Linked DNA regions of Homo sapiens: region 2 is linked to region 1. Evidence: chromatin loops called from intact Hi-C (ENCODE). Cell type or tissue: PC-9. All regions are shown on one strand.

Region 1 (5,000 bases):
GCATTTTTGCATCTGACATTTTACCTAAAAAAAAAAAGACACCAAATTTGGCGGAGGGGTGGAAAATCAGTTGTTACCATTATAACCCTACAGAGGTGGTGAGCATGTAACATGAGCTTATTGAGACCATCATAGAGATCGATTCTTGTATATTGATTTTATCTCTTTCTGTATCTATAGGTAAATCTCAAGGGTAAAATGTTAGGTGTTGACATTGAGAACCCTGAAACCCCATTCCCTGCTCAGAGGAACAGTGTGAAAAAAAATCTCTTGAGAGATTTAGAATATCTTTTCTTTTGCTCATCTTAGACCACAGACTGACTTTGAAATTATGTTAAGTGAAATATCAATGAAAATAAAGTTTACTATAAATAATATTTCCTATGGTGTCTTCATTGCCAGAGCTGGTCTAGTTCATAGAATGAGATGTTGCTAGATATAGAAACTTGAAAGTATTTTGTTGATATTTAGAAATTACCTATTTTGAGTAATTTAAGGACCAAGGAAAGTTATTTGATTGTACATTGCATTGAAGCTTGTTTCAAAAATGATCTCTGAGGATTTTTTTGTTTGTTTTTTAAGAGACAGGGTCTTTCTCTGTCACCTAGGCTGGAGGGCAGTGGTACAATCATATCTCACTGTAGCCTCAAACTCTTGGGTTCAGTCATCCCACTTCAGCCTCCTGAATAGCTGGTACTACTGGTGCATACCACCTCGCTAATTTATTTTATTTTTTTGTAGAGATGGGGTCTTGCTCTGTTGCTCAGGCTGCTATCAAACTCCTGGTCTCATGCGATTCTCTCTCCTTGGCCTCCCAAAGTGCTGGGGTAATGAGCATGGCCACTGAGGATTTCTAAGATTTAGGACTGTGTAGCAAAAAAAGAAGAAGAAAAAAAGTGGTTTTTTTTGTTAATTAGTTCATATATAATTGTGAAACTAGAAGACCCATCTAGAGCTTGAATCACCTAGTTTGGGCTCTACATTGGACACATTTACTGGATACTGGTACGTTTTTAGTTCACTTTATTCATGTTTCAACATGAAGAATTAACTCAATCTGGTGCCCTTTGTTTTAGTTTTCATTCCCTCTTTAAAAAGGTAAGGAGCTGGGCGCGGTGGCTCACGCCTGTAGTGCCAACACTTTGGGAGGCCGAGATGGGTGGATCACCTGAGGTCAGGAGTTTGAGACCAGCCTGGCCAACATGGTGAAACCCTGTCTCTACTAAAAATTCAAAAATTAGCTGGGTGTGGTGGCTCATGCCTGTAATCCCAGCTATTCAGGAGGCTGAGGCAGGAGAATTGCTTGAACCCAGGAGGCTGTGGTTGCAGCGAGCCGAGATCACGCCACTGCACTCCAACCTGGGCGACAGGGTGAGACTCTGTCTCAAAAAAAAAAAAAAAGATATTTGCTACTGATTTACCCTAACTGATACTGGTTGAGTTTAGAGTATAATTCAGACACTTTATGTATTTGCATAAGCCCCTGGATGGTGGTCCTAGTTTTCCATCCTTTTTTATAGGACTCTGGACAATTAAGGGCTCTTGTGTTGCAGTGGTAGAGGCATCAGAAGGCCACAGATCATCCAAAGCTATCATCCTCCCAGGCTTCCATAGCTAAGATTTTGAGTCTCAACGTTGGCCATTTTTTCATGTGTCATGGAGTGTTTCCAAAGGGCACACATTTTTGCCACCTTCAGTCCTAGAGGAGGACCTGGCTCCTCATGAATGACAAGGTTCCCTGAATGTGGGAATTAGTTTAGGTGCCAAGTAGATCCCCATGTGACTATTTGATCCCCAGCAATCAGCCTGGAAAATTCTAAGGCTGCCCACAGATGAGAGGCAGGAGATCTTCATAGCCCTTGCCAAGTGCCCTCATCCCTGCTTCTCTGCAAAGATCCCTGAGTATTTACTGCCTAAGGGTTGTGCTGGGTCCTAGCAGTGCAAAGAACAAGCCATGGTGCTTGCCCTTCTGGAGTCTGGTGGAGGAGGTGGACATCTAAACAAAGGCAGTATAGAAATAAGTGTATGATGGAGGTAGATCCATATTACTGTGGGGGCACAAGGAGGGGAGTGGGCATTTCTGTTGAGGGAGTCAAGGTAGGCTTCACAAAGGAACCAACAGTTAAGCTGAGTCTTGTCAGTTGATGCATGAATCAGTTGACATGAACTCCTTTTGTGAGTTGTCTGAGAAATTCATAGGTAAGGACGGGGCAAATGTCTCAGAGCGAGCAATATATACAGTGCCTCAAAGGCATGAAACTATGTAGCATAACTGGGTTCAACCCTTTCCTTAGAGATCTAATTCTTTTTTTTTTTTTTTTTTTTTTTTTTGAGATGGAGTATGGCTCTTGTTGCCCAAGCTGGGGTGCAATGGTGCGATCTCAGCTCATTGCAACCTCCACCTCCCAGGTTCAAGCGATTCTCCTGCCTTACCCTCCTGAGTAGCTGGGATTTCAGGTGTGCACCACCACACCCAGCTAATTTTTTGTATTTTTAGTAGAGATGGGGTTTCACCATGTTGGCCAGGCTGGTCTTGAACTGACCTCAGGTGATCCACCTGTCTTGCCTCCCAAAGTGCTGGAATTACAGGCATGAGCCACCGCACCAGGCCAAGATCTAATTCTTTTTAATGGCTTTTAAGTTGTACGGATGATTACTATTTAGTTTACTATTCCCCTACTGATAGAAATATGTCTTGTTTAATGCCTTTGATAGCCGGGAGCAGTGGCTCATGCTTGTAATCCCAACACTTTGGGAGGCTGAGGTGGGCAGATCCCCTGAGGCCTTTGATATTACAAAGGATGGTGTACCAAGAAATATCCTCATGGAAATCCCCGTGAACATGTGCAAAGGAATCTGTAGGTTACATTCCTAAATGCTGAGTCAGAGCATCTCAGCATTTAAAATTGTGATTGCCTTCAGAAGAGGATGCACCAATTTATCCTCCCACTAGTGGTGGCTTTGTGTAATTGGACTTTGTAAAAATCTTTGACACATTAAGCTGGAAGTCTGCAAACTTGTTCTGTAAAGGGCCAGATAGTGAATATTTTAGGCTTCTCAGGCCATCTGTGTCCCAGCTGTTCACCTCTGCCTTTGTAGAATGAAAGCAGCCACAGCCAATCAATAAACGAGTGTGACTGTTCCAATAAAACTATGTATGGGCCCTGAAATCTGGATTTCATATGATTTCTACATATCACAAAATAGTCTTATTTTGATTTTTTTCAACCATTTCAAAATGCAAATCTATTCTTAGCTTGCTCTCTGCACAAAAACAGGCAATGGACTAGAATTGGCTCACTGACCATAGTCATGCCTGTAAGAGTTAAAGAAAGAAGAAAGAAACATGAAACGTGGCTTTGTAGTCAAAGACAGGTTTTCTTTACTTAAAACCTGAGAGGCTTCCCGGCTAATTTCGGTTAGGAGCACTTTCTCTTACAGACCCTGCACTTGATGGATCACCTGGCACCGCCCAAATTGATAAACTGGCTCATCTGATCTTGTGGCCCCCATCCAGGAACTGACTCAGTGCAAGACAACAGCTTGCACTCCCTATGACTTAATCTCCCACCGGACCAGTCAGCACTCCTGAGTCACCTGGCTGCCCCTGGCACACCAAGTAACCCTTAAACACTTCAATCCTTGAATGCTCTGGGAGACTGATTTGAGTACCAATAAAACTCCAGTCTCCTGCACAGCTGGCTCTGCGTGTGCTCTTTCTCTATTGCAATTCCCTGTCTTGATAACTCAGCTCTGTCTAGGCAAAGGGCAAAGTGAACCCATTGGGCCATTACAAGATTTTGTGTCTTTGGAAAGCACTTCACATTTTTATTCTTTTTTTTTTTTTTTGAGATGGAGTCTCGCTTAGTCACCCAGGCTGGAGTGCAATGGCGTGATCTTGGCTCACCACAACCTCTGGCTGCCAGGTTCAAGTGATTCTCCTGCCTCAGCCTCCCGAGTAGCTGGGATTACAGGCATGTGCCACCACACCCAGCTAATTTTGTATTTTTAGTAGAGACGGGGCTTCTCCATGTTGGTGAGGCTGGTCTCGAACTCCCGACCTCAGGTTGGGACTTCTCACCCAGGCTGGAGTGCTGTGTCATGATCTAGGTTCACTGCAGCCTCCTCCTTCTGGGTTCAAGTGATTCTTCTGTCTCAGCCTCCCGAGTAGCTGGAACTATAGGCGTGTGCCACCACACCCGGCTAATTTTGTATTTTTAGCAGAGACGGTGTTTCACCATGTTGGCCAGGCTGGTCTCAACCTCCTGACCTCAGGTGATCCACCCACCTCGGCCTCTCAAAGTGCTGGGATTACAAGCGTGAGTCACTGCCGCACCTGATCATTCATGCATTCATTCATGCATTCATCTTAGTATGGACTCATGGATATTTCTTTTTTCTTTGGGTTGTAATACTTATTTTTTTTTTTTTTTTTTTGAGACGGAGTCTTGCTCTGTCACCCAGGCTGGAGTGCAGTGGCATGGTCTCGGCTCACTGCAAGCTCCGCCTCATGGGTTCACGCCATTCTCCTGCCTCAGCCTCCTGAGGAGCTGGGACTACAGGTGCCTGCCACCATGCCCGGCTAATTTTTTTGTATTTTTAGTACAGACAGGGTTTCACCATGTTAGCCAGGATGGTCTCGATCTCCTGACCTCATGATCTGCCCACCTTGGCCTCCCAAAGTGCTGGGATTACAGGCATCAGCCACCGCGCCGGGCAATACTTAATTTTCTTGCTCAAATTGTTGCAGCTTTGGCCATTGGAAACTCAGTTGACCTCTGTGTCCCTCTGGCATAGCCAAAGGGTTTGTGTGTTTGTAGAACTTCCTTATTGTCTGGCACTACAAGACGTTCTAGGCTCATCTTGTATATTTCCTGTCCTAGTACTAGAATCAGCCATTTCTCCAAGTAGCTCTGGTTCCTTTTATTGAACAGTGGTACTGCACACCAATATCTGGACACCAATATCTGAGTGCTAGGTATGCTTATTGCTACTGGGCT
Region 2 (5,000 bases), 280 kb before region 1:
CACCCCCTGCAAACCCAAAAGAAATGTCCACATCCTAATCCCTAAAACCTGTGAAGGTGACCTTATTTGGGAAAATGGTCTTTTCAGAATTAAGGATCTTGAGATGAGATCATCCTGGATTATATGGGTGGGCCCTAAATCCAGTGACAAGTGTTTTTATAGGAGACACATAGATAGATAATGGAGAACAGGGGGAAGACCATGTGAAGGCAGAGGCAGAGACTGAAGTGATATGGCCACAAGCCAAGGAATGCTGGAAACCACCAGAAGCTGGAAAAGGCAAGGAACCGATTCTCCCCCTAAAGCCCTGGTGGGAGTGTGGCCCTGATGACACCTTGACCTCTAGGACTGTCAGAGAACAGTTTCTGTTGTTTTTACACCATCCAGTTTGTGGTCATTTGTTACGGCAGCCACAGACGCTAGTACAGATGGCTTTCGGACCATGGAAAAAGAGGATGCCCATGCTAGGTAATGTTAAAATGTCAGAAGTGCCAAGTCAGACAGTGGATTAAGGGATTGTAAGACTCAGGGAGGTGTGTATGATCAGTGAAGTGCCATCCAAGACCAGATCACTTACCAGATATTTATGCTCCACAGGAAGGCTCAGAGAAAACATCCTCCACCAAGACGTAAAGCACCCACATCACTCGGAAGCTCAGTGGTGGCTCTACTCTGCCAGCCTGGGCAGACAGTTGGAAGGGTTCAACAGAGCTGGGCTTACTGATAGCAAGTGGGATGACAAGACCCTAAAATAGGAGAACTACGTGGTGGCACATAATCCTCAGAAGCCAGGTGGAAGCCATGACCGCAATCAGGGAAAAGCTCAGAAAAGCAGCTGAGGGAGCCTGGACCACAGAGAGCTATGGAGATAGTTCATAGAGGACCACATCCCTAGCAGCAAAATACACAGGCAGACAGGGGTGCTTCTCAACCTGTGTCATAGGAAGAAATCCAGGATGGATAATGAGCAGACTAAGGATGGGTGCTCCTACAAAAGTCAGGACCACCTGCCCAGTTTCTGAATATGCGCCAGATTTCAAACCCTGAAGCCCTTGACTGGGAGGAGGGCCAGGTATCTAACAGAAAGACCCTGTAACACCCTGGCAAATGGGCACAGTCATGATTTCCTGAGTCCTTCTGCAAGGGGACCTAAGATCTCACAGAACTGTTCACCAGGGAAGGGGAAATACTCAAGTATTTGAAGTATTTTGGAGGACTGTTAGAACAGGGTCAGAAGTGACATTGATACCCTGAGACCTGCCACAGCATTGCAGCTGCCCGCACTCTGCTTCTGTGGGGCACATGGTGACCAGGTGATCCATGGAGTCCTGTCCATGGCATGGTGGCTCACAGTGGATTCAGTAAGACTACAGGCCCACCGGCAGTCATGGCCTCAGTCCACAAATGTATAACTGGGGTAAATATTCTCAGAAGTTGGCATAGCCTCCCCATTGGGTCTTTGGCCTGTGGGGTGAGGGCATTCCATGGGGAAAGCCAAGTAGAAATTTCTGAAATTGACCCTATCCACTCTGCCAAGATAGCAAACAAAAGAGATATATTGTGTGTACTTCATCTGGGGGGAGGAGGGGACAATGGGAGGATGGAGAAGAGGGCATTATGAGATGCACACAGGGAGACGGAGGGAGATGGCCAAAATTGGTGCTACCCGTAAGAATCGAAAACATGGTGGATTGGTGCTCCTTGTAACATCTACATTTATTTGTTTTGAGTCAGAGTTTCGCTCTGTCACCCAGGGTAGAGTGCAGTGGCATGATCTCGGCTCACAGCAACCTCCACCTCCCAGGTTCAAGCGATTCTCATCCCTCAGCCTCCCAAGTAGCTGAGGCTACAGGCGTGCACCACCATGCCTAGCTAATTTTTGTATTTTTGTAGTAGAGACAGTTTCACCCTGTTGGCCAGGCTGGTCTCGAACTCCTGACCTCAGGTGATCCAACTGCCTTGGCCTCCCAAAGTGCTAGGATTACAGGCATGAGCCACTGTGCCAAGCCATCCATTTCATTAACCAGTCTGGATCATGAGGAATCCTGGTTTGTCTTGGGATAGTAGATTATGCAACTCAACCAAGTAGCAGACCCAAATTGGGCCAGATACGGCACGCTGGCTGGAAGAGATGTGTGCAGGCTCAAGTACATGGTATGCAGCCGTTGATTTTGCATTTGATTTTGATTGTGTTCTTTTCTATCCCCATCAGGAAATATGATCCAAACCAGTTTACATTTTCATTCATTCTTATTATTTTGCAGTTCACAATGCACATTCACAATTTTGTCCCAGGGCTAAGTTAACTCTCATGTCTCTGTCATGATACAATAAAGAGATTTAAACTCTGGGGACCTTGTGCAGAACATCACAATGATCCACTACATAGTAGCCTTTCCTAAGGGTCACTGAGTACCCGATTTACTGACATGGGATCCAGAGTAACAGTGCCTAGGACATTCTAAAGAGAATGAGGTGAGGCAGGGGGCGCATAACCAGGGGACCTGCTGATCCCGACCATACACTTCATCACCCAAAAAGCTACTGACCTGATGGGAGTTGAGATGAACCCCTGGGTTGCCACTATGCCTACAGCTTGGGGATGACACCCCACAGGGCCAGGCACTGTCCTTCAACATGTGGAATGTACTTTGCCCTTTATATGGTTCCAAAGTATTTCAGTGATACTGAATCAGAAACACGGGGCTAGTATCTTCCTCTGTTTCCAGTTTGTAGCTTTTGATGTTGATCTGAAATGACCGCCCAGCAGGAAAGTTAAATGAAGAGCTAGTACATTACATGCAACACAAATCATTGTAATTCACAAGTTAACCTGCAGATGGTGCCATATTATTGCTGTCTCTTTGTTGATCTTTTTAAAAAATTACCTCCCTGACCCCTGTGGGTCCATATCTGGTTGTGACAAACTCATGAGGAAAGACCACAGTCACTGAGTCCCAAAACATTTGGAGTTGAATTTTTACTAACACTGTCTGATGTGCAACCTTCCTTCAAGAAAAAAAAAAGAGATGCTCAGGACAAATAGCTAATGCATGTGGGGCTTAAAACCTAGATGGCGGGTCGATAGTTGCAGCAAAACACCATGGCGCACATATACCTATGTAGCAAACCTGCACGTTCTGTACATGTACCCCGGAACTTAAAGTTAAAAAATGGAAAATAAAGCTTAAAAAAAATTGCTATCTAGCCCTTCACAGAAAAAGGCTGACTCCTGCTTTAGGAGAAAGCACAAAAAAGGAGGTAAAAATAAACAGTGCAATCAGACTTCTGTTGGACCCTGAGAGTTTAATTATGGAAGGTGAAGGGGGAAAAAAACAGAAGAGGAAAAGAGAGCTAAGTGGAAAAAGTCTTTGAAAATTTAGTAGGGCCAGGTGCGGTGGCTCACGCCTGTGATCCCAGCACTTTGGGAGGCTGAGGCGGGTAGATCACCTGAGGCCAGGAGTTCGAGACCAGCCTGGCCGACATGGTGAAACCCTGCCTCTACTAAAAATAAAAAAATTAGCCGGCTGTGGTGGTGTGTGCCTGTAGTCCCAGCTACTCAGGAGGCTGAGGCAGGAGAATCTCTTGAACCTGGGAGGTGGAGGTTGCAGTGAGCCAAGATCATCTGGCCACTGCACTCCAGCCTGGGCGACAGAGCGAGATTCCGTCTCAACAACAACAAAAATCTGAAATCCAAAATGCTCCAAAATCTGAACTTTTTGAGCACCAACACGATGCCACAAGTAGAATATTCCACATGTGAGAACCCTAATACAAACTGTTTCATCACAGATTTAAAATGTTATATAAAATTACCCTCAGGCTATGTGTATAAGGTACATATGAAAAGCTAAGACCAATTTTTGTGTTTAGAATTGGGTCCCATTCCCCATGATATCTTACTATGTATTTGCAAATATTTAAAAATTTGAAAAAATCTGAAATTCAAAACACTTTTGGTTCCAACCATTTCAGATAAGGGATACTTAACCTGTAGTACAAAAATGCACTTTATAAATTTTTTTCTTCAATTTTTAAGTTCAAGGGTACACGTGTAGGAGGTGCAGGTTACCTAGGTAGACGAATGCCATGGTGGTTTGCTACACAGATCATCCCATCACCTAGGTATTAAGCCCAGCATCCATTAACCATTCTTCCTGATGTTCCCCCTCCCCCTACACCCGATAGGTGCCCATTGTGTGTTACTTTCCCCCATGTGTCCATGTGTTCTCATCAATCAGCTCCCACTTAAAAGTGAGAACACGCAGTGTTTGATTTTCTGTTTCTGTGTTGGTTTGCTGAGGATAATGGCTTCCAACTCCATCCATGTCCCTGCAGAGGACATGATCTCATTCCTTTTTATGGCTGCATACTATTCCATAGTGTACATGCACCATATTTTTCAGTCTATTATTGATGGGTCTATCAGTCTATCATTTGGGTTGATTCCATGTCTTTGCTATTGTGAATAGTGCTGTAATGAACACACATGCATATGTATCTTTATAATAGAATGATTCATATTCCTTTGGGTATATACCCAGTAATGGGATTGCTGGGTCAAATGGTATTTCTGCCTCTAGCTCTTTGAGGAATTGCCACACCGTCTTCCACAGTGGTTGAACTAATTTACACTCCCACCAACAGTGTCAAAGCATTTCTTTTTCTCTGCAACCTCGCCAGCGTCTGTTGTTTTTTGACTTTTTAACAATAGCCACTCTGACTGAGAGGAGATGGTATCTCATTGTGGTTTTGATTTGCATTTCTTTAACAATAGTGATGTTGAGCTTCCTTTCATGTTTCTTGGCCCGATGTACGTCTTCTTTTGAGAAGTGTACTTTACAGATTGAAGACTCTCTAAACTTGAAAACTTTTCATTTAAAAATTTTTATACTTTTTTTTTTTAAGACAGGGAGTCTCACTCTCTCGCCCAGGCTGGAGTGCAGTGGCTCGATCTGGACTCACTGCAAGCTCCACCTCCTAAGTTCACGCCATTCTCC

Evidence for each region. Peaks named below come from ENCODE experiments on the same cell type or tissue, not always from the same donor. Only the 100,000 strongest peaks of a DNase experiment are listed, where the experiment ranks them.
Region 2: it touches region 1 in a loop (10-fold over the local background); 4 of 110 quality-filtered maps call a loop at or near these places.

Annotation. Positions count from the first base shown.
Region 1 is chr6:10,756,605-10,761,604 of GRCh38, forward strand. It overlaps TMEM14B (transmembrane protein 14B), which reads left to right. Exons shown (of 6, transcript NM_030969.5): 6 at 1-377. Among named protein-coding and RNA genes, the nearest start is that of TMEM14B, 11 kb to the left of the region's middle. In PC-9, CTCF peaks have their summits at 3,016 and 3,216; DNase peaks (open chromatin) are centred at 2,857 and 3,587; H3K27ac peaks cover 3,587 bases.
Region 2 is chr6:10,475,792-10,480,791 of GRCh38, forward strand. All of the region lies in intron 1 of LINC02522 (long intergenic non-protein coding RNA 2522), which reads right to left. Among named protein-coding and RNA genes, the nearest start is that of LINC02522, 3.7 kb to the right of the region's middle. In PC-9, CTCF peaks have their summits at 2,894 and 3,093; no DNase peak of the experiment used is centred here.